Linked DNA regions of Mus musculus: all the other regions are linked to region 3. The links are chromatin loops, found by intact Hi-C in ENCODE. Cell type or tissue: heart. All regions are shown on one strand.

What was found. Peaks named below come from ENCODE experiments on the same cell type or tissue, not always from the same donor. Only the 100,000 strongest peaks of a DNase experiment are listed, where the experiment ranks them.
Region 1: a loop joins it to region 3, with 5 times the contacts of the local background. A loop is called at or near these places in 3 of 42 quality-filtered maps.
Region 2: it touches region 3 in a loop (6-fold over the local background); 29 of 42 quality-filtered maps call a loop at or near these places.

What each region holds. Positions count from the first base shown.
Region 1 is chr1:80,405,155-80,413,154 of GRCm38, forward strand. No RefSeq gene overlaps it. Among named protein-coding and RNA genes, the nearest start is that of Gm38673, 19 kb to the right of the region's middle. In heart, a CTCF peak has its summit at 3,566 (motif pointing left); no DNase peak of the experiment used is centred here.
Region 2 is chr1:80,101,886-80,109,885 of GRCm38, forward strand. No RefSeq gene overlaps it. Among named protein-coding and RNA genes, the nearest start is that of Gm23934, 30 kb to the right of the region's middle. In heart, a CTCF peak has its summit at 4,628 (motif pointing left); no DNase peak of the experiment used is centred here.
Region 3 is chr1:79,783,046-79,791,045 of GRCm38, forward strand. Gm39666 (a long non-coding RNA gene) reads left to right here and starts at 5,206. Exons shown (of 3, transcript XR_865569.3): 1 at 5,206-5,237; 2 at 5,724-5,880; 3 at 7,688-8,000. In heart, a CTCF peak has its summit at 3,646 (motif pointing right); no DNase peak of the experiment used is centred here.

The DNA of each region.
Region 1 (8,000 bases), 620 kb after region 3:
GGAATACAGACATAAATATAATAATATTAATAATAAATTATTATCAATAATATAATTTATAATAATATTTATTTTTTACAACATGGCTCTGGCTGGAATATAGACATCCCCTAAGTACACACCTTTAATCCCAAACAATGTAGATAAGGTTAGTTTGTAGAAGGAAGCAGCCACAAAGTGATATGTAGTTGAGAGGCAGACAAAGTGATGAATCAGATAAAGATTTGACAGAATGAGTCAGAGATAGCATACACTCAACTCTCACAAGAACAGACAGGAAAGGGAGACTATTTAAGAGCAGCATAGGAAGGGAGAGGGGAATTGGAAGTCAGTTCTGTTCAGTCAGTTGAGTTCAGTGCAGTGGAGTTGAGTTAACAAGTTGGGAGTCAGTTCGAATCTGTACAGTTGATTTCAGTCAGTCAGTGAGTGCAGGAAGTAGAGTTGAGTTCATTTGTAAGTTCATCAGTAGAGGTCATTTTAACAGGACAATTCTACAGAGACAGGTTGCAGAGGGAACAAGCCAGACACAGGTGAAGACAGAATGAGACAGAGAGTGAGAAGGAGCCAGAAGATTAGAACAGATTGTTAACTTAGTTTGAGGCCAAGTAGAGCAATTCAGTGAGAAGCTGAGAGAAGCCAGATTGAACCAATCAGCTTGGAGAGGAGTTTGAGCCAGCATTGCTGAATGAGATCAGCCAGTCAGAGTTCAGAGAGAAATAGAAAGGGTGAGTTTATTCTGTAGTAAGCCTCTAAGATGACAATTATGTCTAGCAAATAAAAGTTACTTTTATAGTGAATGGATACTCTAACTATAAAGAAAATCAGAAGGCAAATAAGTAGAGGCTAGGCAGCTTGTGTATACCGTGCAGCAGACTTTTAGCTGTCAGGTACAATGTTTATTAGGAAATATCCATGAAGTTGTGGGCCATTAATTCTGAAGGAAGAGGTGATAGCCGGAAATAGAGACCAAGCTGTTGGTGAAATATTGAATTTTTCAAAATGTTGGATGGAAAGGAAATATGATTGGTGTGATAGAATTTTTCTTTTCCTGCAAAGACATTTTTGAATTCCGAAGTGTTTTTTTTTTTCAAAGAAATAAGCAGCCAGGCATGGTGGCGTACGCCTTTAATCCCAGCACTTGGGAGGCAGAGGCAGTGGATTTCTGAGTCTGAGGCCAGCTTGGACTACAGAGTGAGTTCCAGTACAGCCAGGGCTTATACAGAGAAACTGTGTCTCAAAAACAAAACAAAAAACAAACAAACAGCTGGGCGTGGTGGCTCACGCCTTTAATCCCAGCACTTGGGAGGCAGAGGCAGGCGGATTTCTGAGTTCGAGGCCAGCCTGGTCTACAGAGCGAGTCCCAGGACATCCAGGACTACACAGAGAAACCCTGTCTCGTAAAAAACAAAACAAAACAAAACAAAACAAAACAAAACAAAACAAAAAAAACAACCAACCAACCAAAAATCAAACAACATCTTAACTAGAAACATACACACACATACACACTGACTGTTTACATGAGAGTACACTGTTAAGCTAAATTGTTGTATACATCATCTTTTCAAGGTGATGTACTCATAATGCCTGATATTAATCCTCTTTCTCACCTCTGACATCAAACACAGGAAGAATTCCTATGTATGGAGTATTGACCAGATTCCGTGAGTGCTTTTCATATAGCTATGTACATAAGCCCTAGCTGTGAAGCATTGTCATCCCGCTTCTATGATAAAAGTGGGGCCTACCCATTGGACACGCAAACTTTATATGCCCCAGTACAGGGGAGCGCCAGGGCCAAAAAGGGGGAGTGGGTGGGTAGGGGAGTGGGGGTGGGTGGGTATGGGGGACTTTTGGTATAGCATTGGAAATGTAAATGAGCTAAATACCTAATAAAAAATGGGAAAAAAAAAGTGGGGCCTAAAGGAGCCAGGTAACTTGTTTAAAGTCAGCTCGTAAGTGGTGTTGGTGAGGGCTCTGAAATTTCAGGGTAGGCGATCTAATCCCAGAAGGTACAATTTATACATATTCAATACCTCTTCTGCAATCAAGGTTTAGAAAATTTCAAGCCACCCGAGTCTGCTTTGCTGTGAGGTGAAGAGGCTGAAACAATCTATTCTTCTTCTTCTTTTCCTGAGATTTATCTGAATTCTCTTAACTATCCTTGAAAACCAAAAAGGACAACAAATACTTAAAATGTATAAGATGTGGACATTTAAGGAGGTTTTACAGATGGATGAAGAAGCAGTGGGCAAGAAAACAGACTGGGTAGGGAAGGGTAGCTTCCGTTCTACTTAAACCTACAGCAGTGTAATGCAGGGCCAGTTAATATCTCTGAGCACCAAAGTCATCATTTGTAAAATGAGTGGACACATTGCTTAGTCGTTGTCTGGAACTCGCACATACCAAAGATACACCTACATTAAATGATACCAGGAGAGGCACCGGGTGGTTCCTGGCACATGGGAAGGGCTCAGGGGATGTGAGTCCTTGTAATATTTGCAGAGGCTAGTGGTGGAATTCTAGACTGGGCATGGATCTGCAACTAAATCTCAGATAAGCATCTTAAAACTTGGAGGTTCAATTCTGTTTTTATCAAGGAGAATTAAGTTCCTTGGAAAATGATTTGGGGGAGTTTAATTCCTTTTTTTAAAAAAAATTATTATTTTCTTTATTTACATTTCAAACGTTATCCCTTTTCCTAGTTTCCCCTCCGAAAATTCCCCATCCTCTTCCCCTTCCCCTGCTCCCCAACCCACCCACTTCCACTCCTGCCCCTGGCATTCCCCTATATTGGGGCATAGAGCCTTCACAGGACCAAGGGCCTCTCCTCCCATTGATGACCGACTAGGCCATCCTCTGCTACACATGCAGCTAGAGTACCATGTGTTTTCTTTGGTTGATGGTTTAGTCCCAGGGAGCTCTGGGGGTACTGGTTAGTTCATATTGTTGGTTCTCCTATGGGGCTGCAAACCCCTTCAGCTCCTTGGGTACTTTCTCTAGGTCCTTCATTAGGGACCCAGTGCTCTGTCCAATGGATGACTGTGAGCATCCACTTCTGTATTTGTCAGGCACTGGCAGAGCCTCTCAGCAGTTATATACTATATATATATATATATATATATAGTGCATTGTCACAGTACATGGCTAGCCAGCATTTCTTAGTTGACATATTGGTTACTAGTAACGATTTATTTATTTATTTTGTGCAGTAAAATCTATGTGTAAGAAAACAAAACCAAGTAAAAGCGAGGAAGATGGGACACATACTGAATTTCTATGTCCACATGGAATATTAAGAAATAAAGTAGCATGCGAAAGATGGCCTGGTTCAGTACACAGGTGGATGGTACTTCACTGGATCACTACATCAATGAAGGGAGAGGATGGTTTGAGAAGTGAAAAACGAGTTCTTGATGTGCCACAGGGAGCTTGGAAGCCTTAGTGACTTTTCCTGTTTTGTGGTCCTCACAGGGGATCTTGCCTAGTTTGAAACTGAGTGAGCCCTCCAGCCCCTGCCTCTGGAGCCAGAGCCTATGAAAATTAGGAAGGATCGCCCTCTAGAGGTCACATTAACAGCATCATTGTGAACCCAGGAGGATGTGGGCAAGATGCCAATCTCCTTCATGAGGACCTTGCAACTGAAAGCAACTTGCTAATTTGAGAGGCCACGAATTCAAGGTTTGCAAAGGGTGGAAGGCTTTACCACGTGGGGCTAATTAGCACAATTTAGGTAATTAGACAATCCAGTTTGCCTCCCTTCTGAGGCTTTCTCATCACACTAATTGAATAAAGCAGTGGATCTTTAATGACAAATCCCTTTCATAAGCAGGAAATTAAAAATCACTAAACAAAAGAAACAACAGTTAATTAGCAAGAGGTGGCACATTTCTTCGACTCTGTCATGGCGACAAGAGTAACTATTTAAACATCATCTTTATAATTCGGTTCATTTGTCAAGACTAGAATGTATGGAAATATCAGGGCCACTAAATTTTGCTTAGATTTCTACCTTATACTATTTGTCCAGGAATGTGCTACAATTAATAAACTATATGACTAAAGGTGTGAAAGATAAGTCTAGAGGGATTTAGACAGAGACCTGTATCTTTTTGAAGATTTAATAAACATTTGCGAAGAAGGCCTAACTAAGCAGGGTAAACACAACATCCAAATCTAAACAAAATGTCTTCGCTCAAAATAGCTCTCATTATGAAACACACATACACATCAAAGATACATATCCACTTTGACCAGACAGATTCTAGTGTATTCATGTTAGCATTTATGGCACAAGCTACAGACACTCGCTTTTAGAGTCATATGATTTACGTCCATAATAGCAAGCTTCTGGTGATGCTGTTCTGTCGTCTCTAAGGCTAAACAAAGCCCTAACAACTTAGAAATGGGTACATGGTAGGACTCTGTAGGCAATAACACTCAGTTCTCTGTTACTATTAGCATGTGGGAAAACTGCATTCAAAAGGAGAAAAAAAAAAACCCCACATTTGTTTTAAGATGCCATACTTCTGAATGGTTTTTTTTTTTTTTTTTTTTTTTTTTTTTTTTTGGTAAGTCGTTCAAAGTGAGCTGAAGATGAATTGCTGATTGAGCCCTGGCTGCAATTCTTCCCAGACCATAAATTCTCCCAGTCAGGCACAAAATCAGTAAACAAGACTTATAGCATCGGGGAAGTGCAAAGCAGAGAGCTTCAAGGCAGGATGTGGAATTGACTTGTAAGATGAAGCCCTTAGATACAGACCTACACGACCAGAAAAAAAAAAAAAAAGTCTTTTTTTGACAAAGCACAGAAACATTGGGCTACTGATTTAACCTGAACAAGATGTATGGAAAAGTCTTATCGAGGATCCTGGCCAGAGATTATTCTTTTGAGGACTAGATTTTCCTGCAACTTAAATAGCATGTCAGTAAATATTACCTACTTTATATTCCCTAAGGGTTGTATTAATAAAGGAAGGTATCATTTAAAAATGTTTTGAAAATGTCTCTGTCTAAAGTGTCTAAGTGTCTAAAGGACACTGAAAATGATTACTAGCCTGAACTGATAAACGTGTGTGTGTGTGTGTTCTGCTCTCTGTCTATCTCTCTGTATTGAGTGTAGAACATGTACAAAGGAGTGTGCTCATTTGTGCAGAGGCATGGGGTTAAGGTAGGGCCATATTTTCCTTCTCCTTCCTTCCTTCTTTGTTTTTTAAATACAAGGTCTCTTTGAACTTGCAGCTGATCTCAGTTCAGCTGGCTTGGGTGGCCAATGAGACTCAGAGATTTGCCTTCTTCACATCCTCAGTGGGGGGAGAGGCATACACCCAGCTTTTGTTTCTTACATTGAGGGCTGGGGATTGAAATTCTTATGTTTGCACAGCAGACATTTTTACCAACTGAGCTGCCTTCCTGCACCATGGAAATATTACCTCTTGGCAATAAAATTACTTAGCATTTAACAAGCAGTTAAAATTTAAAAAAAAAAAAAAGTCTTGGGGGAAGGATTGAGGAACCTGGAGGGGATAGGGACTCTACCAGACCAACAGTGTTAACTAACCTGGACCCTTGGGGCCCCCAGAGACTGAACCACCAGCCAAAGAAAAATCATGGGCTGGACCTAGGCCTCCTGCACATATGTGGCAGATGTGCTGCTTGGTCTTTATGTGGGTCCCCCAACAACTGGAGCAGGGGCTGTCCCTTAATCCTGTTTATCTAGCTGGGCCACCTTGTCTGGCCTCAGTGGGAGAGAATGTTCCTAGTCCTGCAGTGATTTGATGTGCCAGAGTGGAGCAATACCCAAGGAGGGGCCTCTTTTTCTCAGAGGAAGAGGGGGCAAAGAGGGAGAAAGACTGTGTGTTAGGGAGGTAGGGTGGGGGGGGGCTGTGATTGGGTTGTAAAGTGAATAAATAAATAAGTAAATTAATGAAAAAAATTTACAAATAGTATAGTCTGTTGTATTTGACATGGTCCCCTTTCTAGACAGAAAAGATAGTTGTTGCAGACCTACTTACTGAGGTTGTAAAAGGTCTGGGGCACATTTTGTGATAAATGAATAATGAAACACAGAGAGTCCTTTGTGCACCATGCTGTATGTTGTTCTTCACCTTCAACAAACCCAACTAACCTAGATAGCATCTGTGAAACTGATTGACCAAATAACCAATGGCTTAAGGGAGAGCGAGCGATGCTGTACGTGTGCCCTGTAAGTACAGCAACAGCCACACACATTCTTATGGCTAGAATGTCTGTCATTGTAGGGAAGGGTCTGCAGCAGTTGAGCAAGACTTTTGCTCACAAGGCAAAGCTCAAGTTAGACAGCATTTAAATTCCTTGGCACTCCTGTGGAGCCCAGTGACCCTACTGTCTGCATGATGTTTTCATTCTGATGAGCTTTGGATGGCAGATCTCTTTCTTATGGTTATGGTTGGGGGACTTTCAGGAGAGCAACCGGATAACTTTGGATATAAGATGGATATTGTAGGGAAGTTTGAAGAATGAAAGCAGGCTCGAGGATAGATTCATAATTCAGCACCAGTCTCAGAAGAGCTCCTCAGGTCTCTGGAGCAAGTGGAAGAGGTTTGCTCACTCACTGCTCACCCTGTGAGAGGCACCAAGACAACACATGTAAACTTGGTGACATTTGGTCTGCCTAGCAGCTAACTGTTTTTATACATATAGATAATATCTTACCAATAAGATATAAAGCAATGCATGTGACAATTTTATATTAAATTACATTTCTAATGTTACAAATTATACATTATACATAAATAATTATAAATAAATATTATAGAAAACATATTGCATAACCAAATATATATTACAAGGACTATAAATAGAGTTTTGATTATACTCAAATATTTTTATAAAATCATAAGTAGATTTAATATACAATTATATTAAAGTGTGTGATTTGATTTTTAGTGCAATGAAAAAAAGAAAAATGTTTCAAACTTTCTGTGAGTACTGCAGAGCCTGTTTGAGAGAGAGAGAGAGAGAGAGAGAAAGCCAAGTCAATTCCAGAAAACTTTAACTTTGAAATTGAAGAGGATTGGTAGGAGTGACATCTATGGACTGTTCTTACTAATTTTACTTTTTAAAGGAAGGAATGTCCACCTTCTATTCCTGCCACTTAGGGACATTGCGACAACAGATATGCTATGACTATGATATTAATATAAAAATGAGGATGAAAAGAAACACTGTGCTTGACAGTTCAGGGAGTATCTACCCCTAAGCAATGATTATCTTAAGGCAAGTGGAGGCCAAAGGGACTGTTGCTGCCCTTTTCTGCAGGTACTGAGTCTAGGAGTACTGTGAGGTACTAGAGGATCAGTATCGCTTAGGCTCCTGAAAGCTGGGCACAATCTGAAGGCTCCATTTTCATGGGGATGCTGTAGTTGTCAGTCAACCGGCCATTTCTTATCATGGCAGCAACAACTTATCATGAATTGTTAAGCTGTTCCAGAGAACTTCAAACCACAGACACCAGAGAAGACTTCAGGAAATCTCTGTGGCTGTAGCAGCCACCTGTGTAGCTAAGGCTTTGTTTCTTTGACAGCGTTGGCCTTGGGGCCACCTGCTTCAGTTTTCTTGCAGGAACAAAGGTTTCATTTTGCTCACAGTGCAGAGCAGCTTGAGATGACCTCAGGATAACTATGTGCAGCACTCCAGATGAGCCTGGATCTCCTTAGAGCAGTCTCCAGAAGGTGTTGGAGAAGCACCTTCCTGACCCATAATGGCTCCTATATACAGGTGACTGACTGGCATATAGTAAGTGGTGGTGTATTTCATCTTGGGTTATTTGGGGAAACTTCCTTTCCTGACTGCTATTTGGTTATGCTTCCCAACATGTTGCAAATTAGATCACAATAAAGTCTCTTGTGAATGTTTTTTATTGCCTGTTTCTGATCTTTATTTAAAGAAGACCAGTGGGTGATTTTTTTTTTTTTTGGTTGCCAGCCCCGTGCACACCAAGCAGTAGCATTTACTGCCCT
Region 2 (8,000 bases), 320 kb after region 3:
AAGTTGGGAAGACAGAAATGACAAAGAAAGGTCAGAAAAGCTGTAACTGGGTGTTCATTTGCGGGGTTCTCAGTTAACCCTAAAATTTATTCATTATTATTTATGCTAAACATAAGGTGTACCACATGCATTAGTTGTTTTAATATCTTACCAGAGATGGATAAATTATCTTACAAGCCTGATTACATATATTCATTAAGTGATGATATGTACATACATATATTATCACTAAACATAATACATTTCATGGAGATAAAAATTTCTAAGCTGGGAGAATCAAGAGGAAGGAGGTGTTTGGGAGCTACATGTAGCAGAGGAAATGAGTGTATGTATAGGAGACAGAGTATGACGGGGTATGCTAAGTCCCCACATCTACAACTTGCAGAGTCATGACTATACTAGTGTCTCCCAAATCCCCATGTTCTGGACAGAGTAACAGGGACAGACACAGTCATGCCTTAGGGGTTGGTTATAGTGGAGGTTGCTTACAGTCTCACCATTACATAGTTATGACCTACTATTTTGTCAGGACATGGAATTTGATCAAGGGCAACACTGGTAGGATTTTAATGAAATGGGAGAGACATGTAGCCTCAAAAACTGAATATGGCATGTAGGCACCCAAAGAAACAATGCTTCTTCTTGCTTGCATTCTGCTGGAGATTCTGAATCTCCAGATTTACAGAAAGACACTGAATTTATCTTATTAAATATATCAGTGTAAAGAATCACCTGCAAGTAGCTTGTATAACTCATGGTTCTTTTTGATAGCTTGTAGACAAATTACTTAGATCTAGAGTGTCTGTATAAGATATACATATACACACATATACACGTAAATATACATTGATATATGTGTATTTACATATTTCTTCTTTTTAAAATTAATTTGGTTAATTAATTTCAAATAAGCATATAATATCTTCTGGTTACATCACCCCACCATCTCTTATTTTGTCCCCCTTACCAATCCTCCCCTCCTTCTCTATTATATATTTTTATTTTGTTTTTGCTCATGTTCTTTCACCCACTGAGTTTACCCAGGCCACCAAATAGGCATCAGGGTGAAGCTGTGCACTGAAGCACTGGTAACTGATCTGTGGTTATGCCACTCAAGATATTGACTGCCCTTCCACAGGAACTATCAACTGCCATAGTTCTCTACAGAGAGGCCAGGCCTCATGAACACCTCTCCCATTTATGACTGAATGTTGATGGGATCCAAGTTTTTAATCAGTGGAATAGTAATATCCACCTAAGTAGTAAACTAGTACAAAAAATGAATTAAATTGAAACATCTTCAATTCAATATGGATAATAACATGATTTTGATTAGAAATAAAAAGGAAGCAGAGAGGCCTCGTCAGACTCAGAATGTTCTTTCAACCAGAACACCTGGAGGCTAGAGCTCGTGCACAAGAGGAGAGTAAGTGCATGTGGCATGGAGGTCTTGGAGGATGGAGAAGAGAGTACAAGTCCATCTGCAGTCAGTTCCCCAGCAATCTGCTAGTGGTAGATACATTTCGTATGTAGATCTTCTCATGGGAAATTTCCACAATGTTATCAGTCTGGGCAACTCTCCTGCCCAGAGCTTCTGGGTTCACCTAAGGCTTTTAGGTTATAACCCTTCAAGAAATACTGCTTAGTTGGAAGCCAGAGTTCTGAACTGCGTTCCCGGGCAAAACCATACAGCCTCTCTATTTCCTGTTCTTATCTGAAAAAAAATCACAGGCACAGCAAATGTCAGAAGGAATGAGGGTTGCTGAGGCGTAAGAGGGTGGCTCTCTCAGTGTTTCCCAGAATTCTGTGAATTTACTGATGATTATGTACCTTGACCTAATCATTGCTACTAATTCCATGGAATGTGTACATTTTAGTAATAACATATGTATGTATATAATCACTTAATTCAATGAAAATATGTATTTGGTCTTGTCAGATTTTTAATTTATACATGTCTAGTAAGATTAAGTACAAGAGCATTTGTGTTTTTAATAGCCATGGTACACTTCACTTCTGAGATGGCAGCAATAAGTGACAACTTGTTCTTAGGTCTTTCCAGTAATGTGTCAGTGAGTTTCTCTTTGGACATAGGCGACACAGTTTTTGAGGGCTGGGATTTAGATCAAGGGTAGAGTTTTCAGACAATGAATTCAGGAATACCAGAAAGAATGAGAGTTGCTAAGAACTTCTCTCATGTGAAGACATTGTCCAAGGTTTTGGGCGCCTGAAAACATTCTCTCTGTCACAGTGACTTCCAAGTGATCAATCTGGGATGGTAAGGATCTGAAATTAGTTCTACAGCCTCCAGCCTTTCATTCAAATTGGGTCTCCCTAACCCTTCCTCATCCAGCTCAGTTTTCTGGCATTTAAACGCTTACTCCACGCTGTCCCATAGGAAAATGAGACAGAAGGAAATAAAGAAAGCATACATTTAAAGAAGATGAGCACATATCACCTTTCATTGGCGGGAAGAGAGGTTTAATTTACCCTCCTGTTAGCTTTCCATATCCTAACTTCCTTTCATTTCCACTAGGCTCCACCCACTACAGGCTTTGCTAATTTTCAATAGCATCAGAGGCTGGGAATCAACACATGGCCTTTAGGAATATTTAAGATCTAAACCCTAGCAAATCTGCTCCTGTCTTTTTTTTTTTTTTTTATTACCCACTTCCTCAATAAATAAGCTTCCCTTTTCCATTGGTGATATTTTTCTTGATTTTATTCCCCTTTAGTCATCCCCAACCCTGGTGTCCTATAGCAGTTTCCTCCAAGATAAAAGCCTCCCATCTTGGAGGGAATCTCATTAACACACAGGATGCTGAAGTGAGGGTGAAACATCCTATCCTTCCAGTAGACTTCTCAAGCTCAGGAAGTAAACAACCCCCAATAACTTCAAGAAGTCCCTGAAACTGAGCAGACTCTCTAGGGTACCTCCCTCTCTAAGATTATACATGCAGTAAGTACTACTGAGGACACTCTTAGACCAGAACTGCCTGGAAGAAGCGCAGACCTGCTGATCTAACCTGGGAAGGACATTCTCCAAACCACTGAGCTCCCTGAAGGCTGTTCAGTGGATGTCCAACTCCCATGAGCTGTCAACCAGTCTGGGATGTGCTTTTGGTGCTGCAGCTGTATGTGAGTCCTTTACGTCCCTGTAATTCCTTACCCATACCCCTATAAGAACTCCATCACTCAAATTTCTGGGAGTAACCTCAACAGACACATTGTTTCACCAGCTTGGACCATGGTTTCTGGTTTTTTTGTTTGTTTGTTTGTTTTATTTTTGGTCCCTATGTGGGGTGAGAAGTTTGTTTACATCCCCCCCAGAAATAGTGTCACACAACACCTGGTGGTCCTTCTAGAAGTATCCGTAGTAGGAAAAGGCACAGAGTTCTGTGTTGTTAAAAAGCAGGCTACTGTCTAGCTTCAAAGCTAAAAGTTGCCAGGTTTCTTTGTCAATTTTCTGGGTATTTTGCTATAGCCAAAACAGAAGGAAGGATGGAGGAGGAGGAGAAGGAAGAGAGGAAGGAGGAGGGAGAAGAAGAAAAAGAAGAGGAGGAGGCAGTCGTGGCAGAGGTAGAGGAGTGAAAATGCAAAATAAAAATACAGAATGGAAATGACATTGGAGACAAATAATAAATGAGGAGAAAAGGATGATATAAAATCCCAAGGAACATTCTAGAATATAAAGGGCTTCTATGTGAGTGCTAGCTGGGGTGGCAGCGGTCTTCCCTGGCTTCTTTAGAACTTGCTCCATTGCATTCGAACCTAGAAGGCTACAGTATAAATCACACTATGATTGATTCCAGATTCTAGAAAAATAGGCAAGTGGCTGTAACATGGGAGCTTGGAATCTGGGAACCCAGAGAGTTAGGGATCTCCCCATCCATTCTTGGTGCTGGTGTTAGAACACCCCTGAGGAGTGCTGGGAGGAGAATCCAGAGAACATCAGGTTTGTGAGAAAACATCACAGAAGCAGCTGCACCCCAAGTGTGAAAAGACACATGGGCCAAAGCCCGGACTGCAGCCGGCAACACTCGCTCTGCAATTCCAGCTTATGGAGCAGACGTGAGCAAGGGGTCAAACCCTAGGTAGACCCATGGGATCCCAAAGAACAGAACAAGAACATGTAGGGAGCTGCAAGGACTTGAAGAAAGTGTCTGCTGGTAAGTTCACTGAGCATTTGTTCACACGATCACCAATGCTTGAATTCTTCAAGTATGAAGATCTCCCTCTTTAAGCAGCTATGCAAATGGTGGCGATTTCAAGGAAATATGTCAACTTCCTATTGTCAGATGGTGTGTTGTAATGGTTTTCAGTAAAGCTGATAGGGGTCTATTAATCCTTCCATACAATCTTCTCTTATCCCCTTGTTGCCACTGAAGGACATTTGGGAGCCAGCTGCCTGGGGCAGACCCTCTTGGCCAAAAACAAAGCAAGTGGAGATGACAGCTGGGCTCCCATCCCTTCTAGCTAATACTCAATCTTAGACAGTGTCATGGTGATGAGATCTGAGTTATTTGATGGAGTTACAATTAGTCTACTCTTGTATGAAAAGAGACACTCTGAAAGGAACCTGTCAGTCACAAAAGGAAATTTAGGGTAGCTGCACCCCCTGCTGGTAAATTTTATCATTATCAGACTTTAATGTCATAGCCCACAGATACTACGCATGGTTGATAGTATAGTCATGCAAGAATTTGATTCCTCCCAACAGCTCTTACTACCGTTACAGAGCATCACCTAATCCTTCATTAATCTGATATACTATTATTCTTTATATCCATACACCCCCATATCTTTGCTGAATCCTAAGCACTACTAAGAATAAAACTATCCAATATCTTTAGACACCTATATGAATAGTCTTCCATTCTTCAAAAGATAGACAAGTGCCTTCATTTGGTGACTGTCTTCTTTCCCTTCCAAGAAACTCTTTTACTAAAAAAAGCATGAATTCTGGCCTACCATTCTTAGCCTACCTAAGAACAAACACTTCCTTATTCAGTGAGGGGAAAGGGCATCTAAATATAGATGTGCAGGGTAAAATTGATCCTCTCTCACATTTGCATAGACATAAATATTATGACTTAGTAGTCAAAGTCCAATGGGAAGCATCACCCTAGTTTGGTTATGGGAGCAAGTTTTCTCCTCAGGGTCTCCTCCTCTTTGGTTATCCCCTTCTCCTCCAGAATAAGAATAGAATAGCTAGCTGATTCCAGGCAGGAGCCTCTCTCTCTCTCTCTCTCTCTCTCTCTCTCTCTCTCTCTCTCTCTCTCACACACACACACACACACACACACACACACACACACACACACACACACATACACACATCCTCTGTGAACCTTTATATTATTGTTCTCCCAGGTTTTCCCCTGCTCCTCACAAGCAGGATTCTAAGAAACCAGAACTGTACAAACCATGCTTTCTCTCTAGATAAGTAGACTTACTTACTATAGTTAACAGTATTTTATAGACATTATAATAGTTAATAGTATAGTAAAGTTTTAACTAAAACTAGTCTATTTTGGCCTAAAGTTCCTCACACACAAAATGGTCAGCCCTTGGAAATGACTGTAAGCTTTGTGTTACAATGATATTAGAAGCCCTTTGCTACATCCAGCCATATGCTGTTAGTGCATAACTAACTACTGTTAATAACCGAAGTACTCTGTAGCAGTCTAAAATGATAAAACCCAAAAAAAATCAGTGTGTGTATGACTTAGCAATATTAATTTATACAATATAATTTTATATTTGTAATTATTTCTCGCTTCTGTTTTCACCATCCCTTAAATAGAGCATGTTTGTGTCATGTTGGCAGAGACCTGGGAAACCTCATACTTCCCTTCCTCAGCAGCCGTCAGACTGTGACTTGGTTGTCAACTGCTATATGACAATAGTGAAGACCATGGGGCTTACCAGAAATTTCCTAAGGGCAAACCTAAGAAATTACAATAACAAACAATTTTTGTCAGGATGCCAAAGAGTCTAGTGACCTTTGTTCAAGTTTTGCCAATCTGACCTCTTGATCAGCTAGGATGTGGCTTTGCCCTTTAGAGGTGGCAGAGAAACATCTTGGTTTTTCAAAATTCACACTTATTGGTGTCCATGAAGTCATATCCTGTCTGGATAACACTGGCTGAAAATGTGTCTATCTCTATAGGGGCAGGTTTTAAAACAGCAGGTCTTACCAAGAATGCATTCCTAGGTTTTTTGTTTTTGTTTTTGAGGGGTGGGGAGGTATCTTGTTTTGTTGTTGAATAAGGAGAATTTGAGTAGAAGTTTTAGGTTTCAGTCATTTTACCAGAAACTTGCATACAGAGGCTCAAACTGCCAGCCAATAATGTGTATCATGTGGGAAATCCTGAAGACATGAATATTCATGACTTAGCACCAACCCTGGCAGAAAGAAGGAGAATTTAAAGGTAGCTGTGATAGAGGAAATAACGCCCCTTAAAAGTTTCTGGTTTTGCTTCATCTCCTTGCAAGTAGCTAGCCATGAATTCTTTCACTATCAAACCAACAGCTGAGACTTGGCTGATCTCTCTGACCTTTCAGGAAGCAAGAATCAAAGGGTTTTCCAAAGCACTTTAGGATTCTCTACAGAAGCCATTCTCATGGGCAAGAAAGCACAGACCCAGGTCAGTTTGGATGACTGTGCAGTGTTTAGTATTGTTCTACTTGTCAAGATAATTTACTCACTTAGAGAAACTGTGCATATATATTCTCACTATAGAAATCTGCTATTGCTTGGAGCCGTGCCATGCAGCCCATGTCTGCAACAAACACACTGGGGTACTTCATGGTCAATCATATGGTAAAGCATATTCAAACTGTCTTAGTTAGGATTTTATCGCTGTGAACAGACACCATGACCAAGACAACTCTTGCAAGGACAACATTTCATTGGGGCTGGCTTACAGGTTCAGAAGCTCATCATCAAGGAGGGAGCATGGCCACATCCAGGCAGGCATGGTGGATGAGCTGAGAGTTCTACATCTTGTTCCAAAGGCAGCTAGGAGAAGACTGGATTCCAGGCAGCTAGAATGAGAGTCTTAAAGCCCATGCCCACAGTGATGCACTTCCTCCAACAAGGCTATACCTACTCCAACAAGACCATACCCCCCTAATAGTGCCACTCCCTTGGGCCAAGCATATTTAAACCACCACACAAACTGTCATCTAACACGATGCACATATCTTTGGTAAGCCCCATGATCTTCACTATTCCCATTTAGAGGTTGGCCTGACTGCTGATGATGAAGGGAAGCCTGAGATTTTCCAAGTCTCCGAAAACACAAACAGACTCTGTTTAGGTGATGGTGAAAACGCAAAAATCAGCCTGTGAACCATATATCTCAAAATACCAAGTCCAAACAGGAGGTTTGATTGGTATCTTGGTCTCTTTTCCCATTGCTGTGATAAGAAATAATGTAACAAAAGCTCACTGTTTAAGGCAGAGTTCACCACAGTGGGAAGTTGAGGCATCAGGAGCCTGCAGCATCCAGTCCCATTCTGAGTAAAGCAATGAATACCTGCCAGATGCTTGCTTCACTTTCTTCATTTTTGTAGTCCTGGGTCCCAGTGAGGAAGTGGTACCACCCACAGTAGGGAGGCCTTTTCACCTCCAACAATGAAATCAAGATAATCTCCTACATGTATGCCCAGTGGCCCATCTTCCAGGTGATTCTATCATCTTGTCAGCTGATGCTCACCACAAGAGCTAGGATGCTCTGAATGACAGGGGCACACATGCAGGGACTAGCAATGCCCACTGGTACTTGTTTTATTTCACAGCTTCATGTTAACTATGAAAATTTCCTCCTTGTTACTCTATGCAGGAGTTTCAGACGCCTAATCTCACATGATCACCTTTTCTTACACCGAGATGAACCATCACCATCAAAGATTCACCCTGCTTCAGAGGACAGAGGATTTTGAAATGATGTCATATTTCCTAAGGGACTAGGAAGAGTCTTAAGCTCTTTACT
Region 3 (8,000 bases):
AAAAAAATAGAATCCGAGTCATCTCTGGCACTGGGTGGAGACATGACTCTCTGCACTGCCCTAAGTGTCCGAAAGTTACTTTCTAGTAGAGAACTCTCAAAGGACAGAGACAACATTCCCTCCCACCCCCAACACACAGCAAGAGTTAATTCAAAAGGGTCAGTTGATCATATAAACCGGAAAACATGCCTCAGGAAAACTCTTCCAGACACTAGAAGATACAGTATATAGCCTCTTAAGCTATATAGTGTCACATAGTGTCATTGTAATGGTCTCATTAGCCAGTCACCTGTGAGAGTTTTCCTCAGTAGCCACTCTCATTATTCTGTAATAATCCCTGTCTGTCTTCTACATGAAGCCCTGTATTTCTTCTAAGTTCATTTGACAGAGATCACAAGGGTAGGGGATGATTGCAGGCCAGAGCGAGATTGCTATAACATTGAGTTTGTTTTGTATTGTTTCTGGTCTCTATAGGTCTGCCCCACTTTGAAAACAAGAGCCGGAGTCCCCAGGCCTGTGACAAAAGTCTTCCCAGCATTCATTCTGAAGCTAGAAAGAAACGCCTTTGAGATGAGAGACAGTATGGTTTAATGCTGCGGTCTGAGCAGGGAAGGCCTCCAACAGTGGGGTGGAGAAGGCAGCTAGCTGCCCCAGCAACCCCAGCCTCTGCTCAGTCACATCTCAACCCACCTGAGAAACAAAACCCTCTTGCTGAGTCTGGCCAGAGAGGTAGAACCTGTGTCTTGTGTAACAGACACATTATCAAAGCTAACAGAGACTGTTTCCAGAGGGCATGTGAGAAGAATCTAGTTGTCTAAAGCAGTAGGTTTAGTAAAATGTTGATTTTTAATTTGTTGAATCCCGTTAGTAGTTAAGGCTGGCCTGGAACTCATCTTCCTGGTTCACTGTTTCTGTTTTTCTTTAATTTTATTTTTTTTGTTTCGTTTTGTTTTGCTTTAACTTCAGTTTCAGTTAATCGCAAGAATAACAGACCATACCCAGCAGTGCCAGTGTCGTTAGCTTGACATCTCCATGAGTAAGCTTCACAAAAGTATCTCGGAAACACCATGGAGTCAGTTACATCCATGTAACACAAGACAACAAGCATGGTGAACAACCCCCCCCCCCTCCCCGCCCCAGCATGTGCAAAATGCCACAGCCCACCTAGAATCTGTTGCAGGTTTCTTTAAGTAAGCGTTCTTCTTAGTCTTTGGCGATTTCGCTGGCAAACTCAGTGAAACCTGAGTTCTGGTCTAGGACAGTTTGCAAAACTTTAACCTACGTGGCTGACGGAGAATTCAATCCCCGGTAGCGTCTGGTGACCTCGCTGAATTCCTACCCACACCTATCTTGCCTATCTTTGGGTACAGGACCTCCGTTCACTTAGGTGGAATGATTACCTGTCTCTAATTTCATTATGATCCCATCTGTATGCTCCCGGTGCCATGCCTTCTGGTGACATGACAAGTGATGATGACTACAGAGATGACTAGAAAGTATAACAAACGGTGGGCAGGTCTTCCTTCTCTTTGCCTCCCTCCCTGCTCTTCGCTGTATAACAGTGGTTCTTAATCTGTGGTTGGAGACCCTGTAGACAAAGTGCTATCTCCAAAAATATTTACATTATGATTTGTAACAGCATCCAAAGTACAGTTACAAAGTAGCAATGAGAATAATTGTATGGTTGGGGGAATCGCCACAACATGAGGATCTATAGTAAAGGGTCACAGCATTAGGAAGGTTTAAAACCACACTGCCCTCGAACCTCCCAGTCTGCTAGGGATGAAAAGTTGAATTCCTAGTCTACTTCCACTTGCTTGATATTGGCTGAACTCAGAGAGAGGCAAAAGGAAGCAGTTTGGGTGTAAAAACCGGCCTGTGACACTTCCCTTCAGCTTTCAAGCTGCTAAACCCTGTACATAGATGGATAGAGCCACACAGGGAACAAATGTAACTACAGTATATATAAAATAGCCTGCAAGCAAAAACAGCCACATTTTTCATAAGGAATATACTTTCAACACACTTCTAAGTAAACAGTCTTTGAACTCAAGTTGTTAGGCTATATTTATTTTAAGTCTTTTTTTTTTTAAACCACTGAAATGCAGCAATGGGTTGGAACATGCGGAAAAATCAGCATTTTCCATAGTTCCATATGAAATTGCTTAAAATGTTGGATCCATCTCTACACAACTTTTCATGATCCTAGAATAAACTTTATACATGGGTAAGAGGAACGTGCGGACTACAGGCTGTTGAGGAGAGCACTGGACTAAGTTCATCCAGTGCTTACCCAGAGTGCTGGCTCTTTGACCAATGCCTTATCCACATTGTCTAGGCAATCATAAGAATCGCAGGGAACAGGGTGGTGGTGGTATGTGCCTTTGAGGCAGAGGCAGGCAGACCTCACTGAGTTTGAGGCCACCTTGGTCTATGGAGCAAGTTTCAGGGCAGTGAGGGCTACACAGAGAAACCCTTTCTTAACTCCCTCTCCCCCCCAAAACCCCACAAGTGTAAGGGAATTAAGGGAATTATTGAGTTATAAAGACAGTGATTATTTGGCACTGGAGAAAGATAGTCATTTATTACACTTTATTATGTATTATTATATATCCCCTGCCTTTTCTCACTCTATTTTTCTTTTTTTGAGCCCGAAAGGTTCTACACCAAAAGTAGAAGCTCAAACCTCTAAGCGTACATAAGTTCTGTTACTTTGCATATTATGGATGCATATTTTACTATATGCATATAAAAAACGGAAAACATTATTCTCAACGTCTTAGGTAGTCACAAGAGAATGTATTTTATAGTTCTGGTTAAGAAAGGTACAAACAAGAGCTATTTTTATAGCTTCGAATACCCAAGATACAATTCACAGACCACATGAAGCTCAAGAAGAAGGAAGACCAAAGTGTGGGTACTTCAGTCCTTCTTAGAAAGGGGAACAAAATACTCACGGGAGCAAATATGGAGACAAAGTGTAGAGTAGAGACTGTAGGAAAGGCCACCCAGAGACTGTCCCACCTGGGGATTCATCCCATATACAGTCACCAAACCCAGACACTATTGTGGATGCCAAGAAATGCTCGCTGAAAGGAGCCTGATATGGCTGTCTCCTGAGAGGCCTTATAAATACAGAGGTGGATGCTTGCATCCAACCATTGGACTGAGCACAGGGTCCCCAAAGGAGGAGTTAAGAGAAAGGACTGAAGGAGCTGAAGGGGTTAGCAACCCCATAGGAAGAACAACAATATCAACCAACCAGACCCCATAGAGCTCCCAGGAACTAAGCCATCAACAAAGGAGTACACAAGGCTCCAGCTGCACATGTAGCAGAGGATGGCCTTGTTGGTCATCACTGGGAGGAGAGGCCCTTGGTCCTGTGAAGGCTCAATGTCCTAGTGTAGGGGAATGGAGAGCGGGGAGGCAGGAGTGGGTAGGTGGAGGAACACCCTCATAGAAGCAGGGGGAGGAGGGATGGGATAGAGGGTTTTCTGGAGGTGGGGGGAAACGGGATAACATTTGAAATGTAAATAAATATAAAAAAATCAAAATATCGAAAAAAGAAGAAAAGGGGGGGGGGTTATTTTTTCTTTTTTAGTTCTGGCCTGATCCTGACCACAAGATGGTGCTCCAGGCCTACAGCACAACTTAGGATGTCACAAACCTAGCGGGGACCACTGTCTTCCTCTTTGGAAAGAGAGGATGTGTGAGTACACAGCCTATGATTATGTCACATGGCTTTTCCAGGCCCCACACAGCTTTACTACTCTAGGGAAGTGTCTGCCTGAGCTAGCCCACTTCGGGCTTCCCCTCAGGATGCTCTCATTAGGAATCTGATGTGTGCATACTTCAACTTCATTGCTGATGCCGCGATGTGAGTGTTGGGCTCTTCATTCCCCCTTTCACTAGGGAAAGGGGAAACTGCACGGATGCTGAAAATAAAAAAACATTAAAGATTTTTTTTTTAATTTACTCTTCTACTGGAAAGTCCACTCAGACACATTGAGCTCTCTAGACCTGCATTCTGATGTCTGCTGTTTCCAGTCCCTTCCAGCTATCCTGTAAAGACTTACAACTCTTGTAGTTGAAGACCTGAGATCCATGGCTCTTGACATTGGGTATGGGACACACAAAGTCCATTGCTCTCAGCAGAACAGTGAGGATGGCTTGATTTATTCTCATCTTGCAAACTAAGAACACCCTCCTTCCCCTGTCCACACCAGAAGAAGATTCATGCCATCAAAAGCTTTAGGCCAGGAGTGGTCCTGTAAGTCTGTCATCACAGACAGCACCCAGGAGGTGTCGGATCTGAGTTCAAGGCTAGCTTCGGCAATACAAGTTGGAGGCCTGCCAACTCTGGAAGACGCCGATGTACTCACTCTCTATTTCTTACCCCTCTCCCCCAAAGTCGTTATCACAGATCACAAACTGATTTTGGTGAATCAAGTCCCAGCACTCAGATGAGAAATGCTGAGGCCAGAAGTTCACAAGTTCAAAGCCAGCCTGGGCTATACAGTAAGACCCTATTTCAAAAGAACAACAAAAAGTAAGTTAAACAACTCACAGCACAGGCACAAACTTCTGAAAAGGGAATGCTCAATTGGTGGAGATTGCATTTACCACTAACTCTTGTGTATTCAGCTGCCTGCCATTCACTAACAATACAAAACTAATGAGTTAAGAAGAATGTTGGGCTGGAGAGATGGCTCAGCGGTTAAGAGCACTGACTGCTCTTCCAGAGGTCCTGAGTTCAAATCCCAGCAACCACATGGTAGCTCACAATCATCTGTAGTGAGATATGATGCCCTCTTCTGGTGTGTCTGAAGACATCTACAGTGTACTTATATATAATAAAGAAATAAATCTCTAAAAGAAAAGAAAAGAAGAGAAAAATGTCCTTGGAGAAAAAAGTAATGGAGAAAACGAAAAACTATAGACCTAACTGTCCCTGGCATTGAGGAAAGACCTGCATGACTTGATTATTCATAGAGTAACTTTTTGCCAGAGTCATGGTATATTAAAGTTGCAAAATGTTCTAATAAGTTTGATTCATTCTCATTCTTTCTCTGCAGACAAGAGGAGGTCATCTGCAGAGGGAGAAAAGGTTACTTTAAAACCTGAGAGTAGCTTGCTGAAGATACATCACAAAGGCCTGGAGACATTCACAGTGACCTACAGCTGATGAGACAAAGGTGGGGAATGCTCAGCTGACCACACCAACACTGATGGACTGAGTACATAGAGATGCTTATGGGGAGCCTGATGGGTGGCCGTGGGGACTCAGTTCTTGGCTCTAAGACAGTTGTCGCATCCTGGAAGGGCTGTTCCTCAGCCTGTCACATTCTTAGCTTAGAGCTGGGCTCACTGACTCCAGCTGGAGGCTGGACTGCTAAAAGTTCACTTCTATTTTGCCACATGATATTCGGTTAATTAAGTGTTAATCAACAGTTTTGTGGGTATAATGGAGAAATGCGATTTCAATTTAGCAAGCTTTTCATTTAGATCACATCTGTATCTTTCCTCAAGACTCAAGAGAGAAGGGGAAAGTGGTTGGTTTGGCAAATGCTGGAGGGGATGTGGGTTGTTGGGACTGCAGATTGACCCAGTCACTCTGGAAATCAGTGTGGAGAATTCTCAAAATGTTAAAAATAAATCTGCCATCCGACCTAGTTATACCATTCCTGGGCATCTGTCCAAAGGCTCAACATCTTACTCCACAGATACTTGCTCAGCCATGTTCACCACTGCTCTGCTCACAGCAGCTATGAAGTGAAGTCCATGGCCTTCATGCAATGAATGGACAGTAAAGATGTGCTACATACACACTATGCCCTTTATGGATACCTCTCAGCTGGAAGAAGATGAGCTCATGGACAGGTAACTGCATATAAATGGGTGGAACTAGAAAATCATATTGAACGAGGAAGCCCAGACCCAGGGAGACACATACTGCATGTTCCCTGTCATCGGAGCCTCCCAGCTCAACTATTGAGGTGTGAATATAGAACCTGGAGTAACTGTACAAACCAGGAAAGTAAAATGGGGGAAGGGGGGACTGAGAACAGGAAAAATTGGGGTGGGGATAGTTAGGAAGAGGGGAGGGAGATAAATACAGAAGGGGAAGAGTAAAATAACCATAAGGATGTCTGAGAGTTATGAGGAATCAAAGTGTTATCTAGCAACCTAATACCTATAATACATGTGAGCTGCATATACATACATACATACATACATATATACGTAAATGTGCACTTTTATTTATTTTTGAGTCAGAGTTTCTCTATGTAGTTCTAGCTGTCCTGGAATTCTCTCTGCTGGCCTCAAACTCAGAGATTCACTTGCATCTGCCTGGCAAGTACTGGGATTAATGGTCTGTGCCACTTTACCCAGCCACCTATATAAATACAATGTTCTCACGCAGGCATACCTTGGCAGTAACCAACAGCTCTCTAATTGAAATTAAGACTCACTTAACAAGAGGGAAGCCGTGCCTGGTACTGGGAACCTAGCCAACTACCTAGGGGTAGTGAAGTTGTAGATCTTGAAAAACCTACTACTGCTACTTTAGTAAACCATCATGATCCCCAACTATACTCTAAATATTACCCCAATACCCACAGATAAGTGGAGACCTCACACCTCATCAAGGAAACATCTTTTTGCAGCAGGAGCCCACTACAGAAAACTACAACTAAAAATAAATAAGTAAATAAATAAATAAATAAATAAATAAATAAATAAATAAATAAATTGCAGAGCTGTGAAACCCAGTCCCAACTGATACATCTACAACACAAATCCTGCATCTAAGACTCCATGAAGACTGTGGAAGACAGGGCCAATTAAGAGCCAGAGGTACAAGAAGTTTGCTAAGATAGTGTGTCTCCTGGAGATGAGGATTAAACACCATAGCTGCCTAAACATGACCTGAACAAGGAAAGCACCAACAGACATGCTAATGTAGAAGGAGGAAAGCTAATAAGCTCTCAACCCCAGACAAAGAACTACAGGCAACTGAGGAAGCCTGAGAGAGGGAGAAAGTCTTCCCCAAGGAAGAGCACGTTATCCAATAGCAAACAGTGAGTCTCAAAAAATACATAAAAGAAACATTATATACACCAAACATGTTGTGCTTACATATGTAGGAACACACACACACACACACACACACACACACACACACACACACACACACACACACTAGCACTTAAAGAAAACTTAAAGAAGAAGAGACCACAAATCTGAAAGAGAGCAAGGAGGGAGAGTGGCACATGGGTGGACTTAAAGGGAGGAAAGGGAAGGAGCAAATGACATAATTATAACATCAAAAAAATTAAAAATCCTTTTAAGAGTGCAGTAGTTTGGGAGTCTTCAGGGAGGGCTTTGTTCGCTGGAGATGTAATTGTTGAGTGCCTGCCTAGTACACACAAAGCCCCAGGAGCACACGAACTAATCATGGTGACCCATGGTTGTAATCCCAGCACTTGTGAGGGAGAGGCAATAGGCTCAGACGGTCAAGGTTATCCTTAGCTACACAGAGCTTGAGATCCTGTGTGAAAAAGAACAGCAATGGCTACCCACTCTGTGGCACCTTCAAGTAGATTCTCAGTAGGCAGAGAACACATTTCAACATTCACAGGAAACTTAAGAACACGACTATCACCAGATCTCCTCTCTCCCACAGGTCACCACTGATGGGTCCTGGAAGGGAATGTTTGGTGCCCTGTTGACGCATGGAGCCACTGTAGTTCTTCAGACTCCTTCCATATGAAGCTCAGAAGTCACTCAGTTCTTCATTTTCAGAAAAAAACAAAACAAAAACAGCTACAATATCAAAAAGCCCAAAGTGACAGGCATAAGGGATACTCCTTGAATTCTATTGTAAAGTTCTGGATGATTGGAATTTTTTTCCAGGTCACCTGTCATTATTTACTTCATGGGACAAACACTTGATAGGCCAGTAAGACATCAGAGCATCTAGCATATCTGGGTCAGTG